Regions from separate parts of the Homo sapiens genome. Here region 1 is linked to region 2. Evidence: chromatin contacts called from ENCODE Hi-C data. All regions are on one chromosome and are shown on one strand. The core of a region is the stretch at or near the end of the contact, and the rest is flanking DNA. Distances in the headings are between cores, read along the strand shown.

The links. A loop is a pair of places that touch in the nucleus more often than their neighbours do. Pooled maps may share reads with other maps.
Region 1: a loop to region 2 is called in a pooled map, with 6 times the contacts of the local background. The contact joins two enhancer-like sites. A Hi-C loop is called at or near these places in 8 of 37 single-sample maps with no recorded cell type and 5 of 50 pooled maps.

The regions. Positions count from the first base shown.
Region 1 is chr20:19,074,105-19,076,804 of GRCh38, reverse strand. No RefSeq gene overlaps it. Among named protein-coding and RNA genes, the nearest start is that of SLC24A3, 140 kb to the left of the region's middle. Within about 2 kb of position 1,409, at least 4 of the 41 ENCODE cell types and tissues checked have a DNase peak (open chromatin) inside an H3K27ac peak, as active enhancers do.
Region 2 is chr20:18,727,255-18,730,134 of GRCh38, reverse strand. All of the region lies in intron 4 of DTD1 (D-aminoacyl-tRNA deacylase 1), which reads right to left. Among named protein-coding and RNA genes, the nearest start is that of DTD1-AS1, 30 kb to the right of the region's middle. RefSeq lists an enhancer at 1,411-1,934. Within about 2 kb of position 1,459, at least 3 of the 41 ENCODE cell types and tissues checked have a DNase peak (open chromatin) inside an H3K27ac peak, as active enhancers do.

The sequences.
Region 1 (2,700 bases), core at 160-2,659, 350 kb before region 2:
CCTGGCTAACATGGTGAAGCCCCATCTCTACTAAAAGTACAAAAAATTAGCCGTGTGTGGTGGCGGGCACCTGTAGTCCCAGCTACTTGGGAGGCTGAGGCAGGAGAATGGCTTGAACCCGGGAGGCGGAGCTTGCAGTGAGCCGAGATAGCACCACTGCACTCCAGCCTGGGTGACAGAAAGAGACTCCATCTCAAAAAAAAAATTCTTCATAACTAATGAACACATAAAGAAATTTGTTATTTTTTGTATTACTATGCAGTTAGTATTGAATCATTTTGTTCTATAGAGGAGGACGTGTTGAAATAATCTCTGGGTGTCAAATAGGCACTCCTGCTGCTAGGAAATAGGTACTGCCATAGTATCAGCATTTTACAGATGAGGAAACTCAGGCATAGTGGGCTGACGTGGCCTTTCCCAGTGGCAGAGCAGGGAAGTGGCAGAGCAAAGATTCAAAGCCAGGCAATCAGTAGCCATCACCTTTCCCTGACATGACATGAATATGCTTCCATTTGGTAGTGTGGTTGATTGAAAGCTGGGGCACTCACTTATAATTTATTCATAGCTACTTTTATTTATAGCTGTGTTATTTGTTGTGCCAACTCGCACATGCTTAAGTTAACATAATCAAAATACATCATTCGGACCTATAGCCCAGTGATTCTACTCTTAGCATGCACCCAAGAGAAAGAGTCCATGCTATACAAAAGGATATACAAGAGTGTTCATAGTAGCACAGAAGCCAGACACAAAAGGGTATATATGGCATGATTCCATTCATACGATGACAAAAACAGGAAAAACTAACTGATGAAAATAGAGGTCAGAATGGTAGTTGCCTGCGGAGTTATTGACTGAAAGAGGAAAATAAGGAACCTTCTGGAATACTAGTAGGATTCCAAATCTTGATCTGGGTGCTATTTATACAGGTGTAGAAGGACCGTACACTCCTAAGTGCATTTTAGGCATTTTATGCATGTTACGTCTCAATAGAAAGAGTAAAGAATAAAATAAAAAAATCCTTCCAGGCATTGCAAAGGAGAAATCCTGGACCGAGAAAACAGTTGACATTTCTGGTCCCTCTCTTATACCTGGGCTTGGTGTACCACGTAAGCAACTCCCATGAAGACATGGCACCAGGCTCGCCGGGGCCTGTTTCCAACCTCCTAGAAGGAAGCTGGGCTGGGGAGGGTACCCAGGCAGGCAGGGAATCCCACTGCTGAGAGTCAACCAGCCCTTCCTTTGACCTTGGACAATGGAGAATGGAAGAAGTGCCCGGGCTTGAAGGGCAGAGCAGGACAGGGTAGGAGATACTTTCTATACTCTTAGCCATGCCAGTTGTCACAGTCCAACAGTTGGTGACACCACCCCCAGTTCCCACGCTGCAGGAAGGTGAGTCCTGCTCAAAAGGCAGCATTTGCCAACAGCTGACAGGAAGGAACTGCTCAGGATCCAGCCAGTGCTGCAAGGTGCCACTCAGCCCTGAGGGCAGAGCTGCTGACAGACACGGAGACCTGTCTGAGGGCTTCCGAGTTGGGCAACTGTGGGAGGGGACAGGAAGTGCAGGGGGATGTGGAGTTAACACAAAGGACAAAGTGACCACAACAGGACGCTTCCAGCACGTGATATTGCTACAAAGAATCATGGCTCATCTTTCATGTTCTGCTCTCTTCAGAATCTTGGTGTATTTCATTTTTTTCTTGCCCCAACCTGACCACATAACACCATTTTCTACTTGAAATAGCTTTCCGGGGGAATTTTTTTTAGCAATCAATCATACTAAAATTTTCTATCTACACTTTCCACATCTCTCTCACTTCCTCTAAAAATATGAAGTGATTTCCAATGGAGGAACACATTTCTGACTGTAGAAATAAACTTAAGGTTTTTCTCAAATATTCCCATTGCCCTGCACCCTACACAGACCACAACCAAGTAGTCTAACTCCACGCTCTTAACCAACAAACATTCCGCTTCTCCCAGGATCTAGGCAATGGCCAGCACTTGGTGACTGAGCAACGAATGGTTGGAAATAAGCAGTTTTCAATGTCGTGCATTGCTTGGACATTTTTCTAAAATATCTAGGATATAATTCCAAAGTAATGTAGCAAGTTGTTCATGCCAGTAATTCCATGGGAAGTTTAAAGGGTCACCTTAGTTGTGAGGTCTCACATAAATAAGACTACAGGACTTTTAACCTTTTCTCTGACTCTTTGAAGCTCACTCTGAGAAGCCTCAGATCTCCACTTCCTCCTGACTCAAATGCCAACAAGCCCCCCACATCATGCAGGTGCTCCAGGAATCTCTGCCAGTTAGTCCCTGGTGGTAAACTTGGGCTCACTCCACTGCAGATAGAAATCCCTTCTGGAGAAGGAAAACAAAGATTCAGAATTTTCTTATTCATGATGGAACAACCATGCTTAGAGGTTAATAAACATAAAAGGATGAGAAAATTGAGAAGGAGATAAAGGCGTATGGCTATTTCTCAAAGCCCAAAGCTGTTCAATTAGCTACTCAACCACAATTGCCCAAGGACGAACAAACTGCCACAGTCTGAAGCTCTGGCTCATAATATGAAGTAGATTTTCCTCATCATCTCCATTATCTAAGGAAAATCCAATCATTTTATAATTAGATCAAGTTGAGGGTAGGGCAACCTACCCATGAGAAACCACCTATTCCATTTTCTTGGGAACCCCC
Region 2 (2,880 bases), core at 210-2,709:
AAATGGCTGCAGTAAACAAAAACCACAATTCCCATCTCTTCATCATTAAAAAGCATATATTTTGGGGAAGAGTACAAGAGTCAGCTCTGAGGGACTGTTTGGCAGTGGAGCAGGTAGAAACAGGAGAGCACACACAGGCCCCACCTAGAAGAAAAGACACAAGCAAAAGGACAGCACTGGAGGAGGGGCTCAAATACAAAGGCCAGGCCACCTGCCTAGGGACACACATGTGCAATAGAAGCCACTCAGAGAGAGAAGGAAGAAGGGAGGTGATGAACATAAGGGGCAGGACAGTGGTCATTCCCGGCCAGGGGCAGGCTATGCAGGGAGGAGGCAGGAAGGCCCTGGGTATGGAAGTCGCTCTGCTTCTTAGGCTGGGAGGCAGTACCTAGGCTGTTTGTGTTGTCGTTATGCTTTTGACACATGTGTATTACAGATACTCCTTTTCAGCTATCAAATATTACATAATAAATTTTTTAAAGCACAGAAGTGATGACACTTCATTTTTAGTCATGGCTTTGCCAAAGGGCTCTAATATATGACTTGCTTCCCCACAAAATATCTGAAGAGGAATAAAACCACTATTGATCACAAATGTACAATTCTCCAGTATGCAGCTTGTCAGAGAAAATGAAGTGCTCTTCAAAAGTATTATTATGACACTTCTGCAAATTTAATTGAAATCTCAGCTCTGAATACCCCGGGGCCATGGTTGAGCCTGTTCAGTTTCAGGATCTACCAGTAGCTCACAAAGAACCAGAAATTGAACGTGTGTTATCACTGCCATTTACTTCTGAAAAGAAATGTTAGCAAACCACGACAAAACTGTCATGAACTCTATTTCTGTAGAAGAAAATGTATCTATAAAAGCCTTAGCCATGAGGCGGAAGGATCACTTGAGCCCAGGAGTTCAAGACCAGCCTGGGCAACATGGAAAAACCCCACTCCACAAAAAATACAAAAACTCACCAGACGTGGTGGCACATGCCTGTAGTCCCAGCCCCTTGAGGGGCTGAGGCAGGACGATGGTTTGAGTCCAGGAGGTCAAGGCTGCAGTGAGCCGTGACTGCACCACTGCACTCTAGCCTGGGCAACAGAGTGAGACCCTATCTTAAGCAATCAAGCAAGCAAGCATCGGCCGTAGGTTTGGTACAAACAAAAGCTGCTGTGCCCAGCTCCCAGGTATCTTTGTCATTAGCTTCAATTCAGTTTCAGGATGCTGTCAGGAATTGTCACTCCTGGGAGGAAGTGTGCTAACAATGAAATTGGAGAATGGATGCAATGCTCAGAGCCATCTTACTATTTTTATTCTCCTGACTCAAAATACACCTACCACCAGACAGACCCAGGGGACCCAGGCAGGGGCTTTTCCTGCCACATGAGCACTGCTTTGTGCTCTGAGAAAGCACTGCTGCCAGCCTCAACAGCTGCTCTTGTGAGTTTCCTATGCAAATGAGGCCTCAAAAAGATCTGACAACCTTAGGGCCACATCCCTTTGGTTATTCCACTTCCCCTACTTACAGATTCCCACATCCAGACACCGAAATAGGACTGAGGAGCAACGACCTGTTTGGAATTGAGGCTGGTCCTGGGAGCAGCAATGGCAGATCTCCAAAGTGCTGTCAGAATGCAGACTCCCAGACCCCACCCAGACTTGCAGAACCACAATCTGCATTCTGACAGATCCCCACGGGACTCCTGTGCACCTTGAACTTTAGGAAGCGCTGGGCTAGAGGGCTTATCTTAAACTGAGGTTTCATAGGGAGCACGGTTTTCAATCAGAGTTCGAGTGGCTTTGAAGATGGGCTGACTCCCATCCCCCAGCCAGGTCTTGCTGTGCCACTGACCAGAAGCCAAACTCAGGGTGATGGCCCCGCCCTCTTCCCTACACTCCAGGGGACCTTTTAGCTAGCCCATTGCCCAGGCAGGGCCCTCTTGCCGGCTGAGGGGTCCCCAGTATTCAGCAAGTAGACAAGGCCAGCCAAGGAGGCAGGAAGGCCAGGAGGGGCTGACAGTCTCCAAGTCCATGAAGGGACTGAAAACCCCTCCAGGGTCCTACCCATGCCCCTCCCATCCCCTATCCCACACACTCACAATGTTCCTGCCACTGCTACCTTTCCTTCAGCCCCTTCTCACCTAAGCTCCCTGGAACCCCCTTTCCACAGTGAACAAACCATCTTCTCCATCAGCCTCCCCTCTGCTTCACCCTAGGCCACCTCTCCCACAAATGCCCATCCACCGCTAGGTGGGTGAGTGAAGTGTGCTATATCCACATGATGGAAGATTACATGGAAATAAGGACTGAAGTGCTGACACGTGCCATGGCATGGACAAACACCGATGATGCTCTGCTCTGTGAAAGAAGCCATGCACAAAGGTCACATACTGTGTGCCCTCCTTTACATGGAATGCCCAAAATAGAGAAATCTACAGCTCAGGGCTGGGGAGGATGGTGGGAAGGGGAGAGTGACAGCTAAAAACAGGGGTCTTCTCATGGTGATGGTTGCTCTGCGAATGAACTACAGGCCATGAACTGTGCACTTCACATGTGCGGACTGTGTGGCATGTGAATATCTCACTAAAACTCATTACAGAATAACGTCTCTCCCCACCCAGATCCCTTCCAGGGCCGCCCTCTCCTTCAGGGCCGAAGAGCATCATCAAGGTGTTACAGAAGTCCACCCAGACCCAGCTTCAAACAGCCTCACCAGTCTCCTCGCCACCCACTTCCTCTCGCCTTGCACTTTACCCTCCAGGAATTCTAAACCCTCCTCAGCCCTACCACCTCATCCTGTTTCCTGCCCAAGCCTACATTCATGCCTGGGGCTTCTGAGCCACCTCACACTAGTCTTCTCTCAGGGCTGGGCTGAGGCTGCCCTC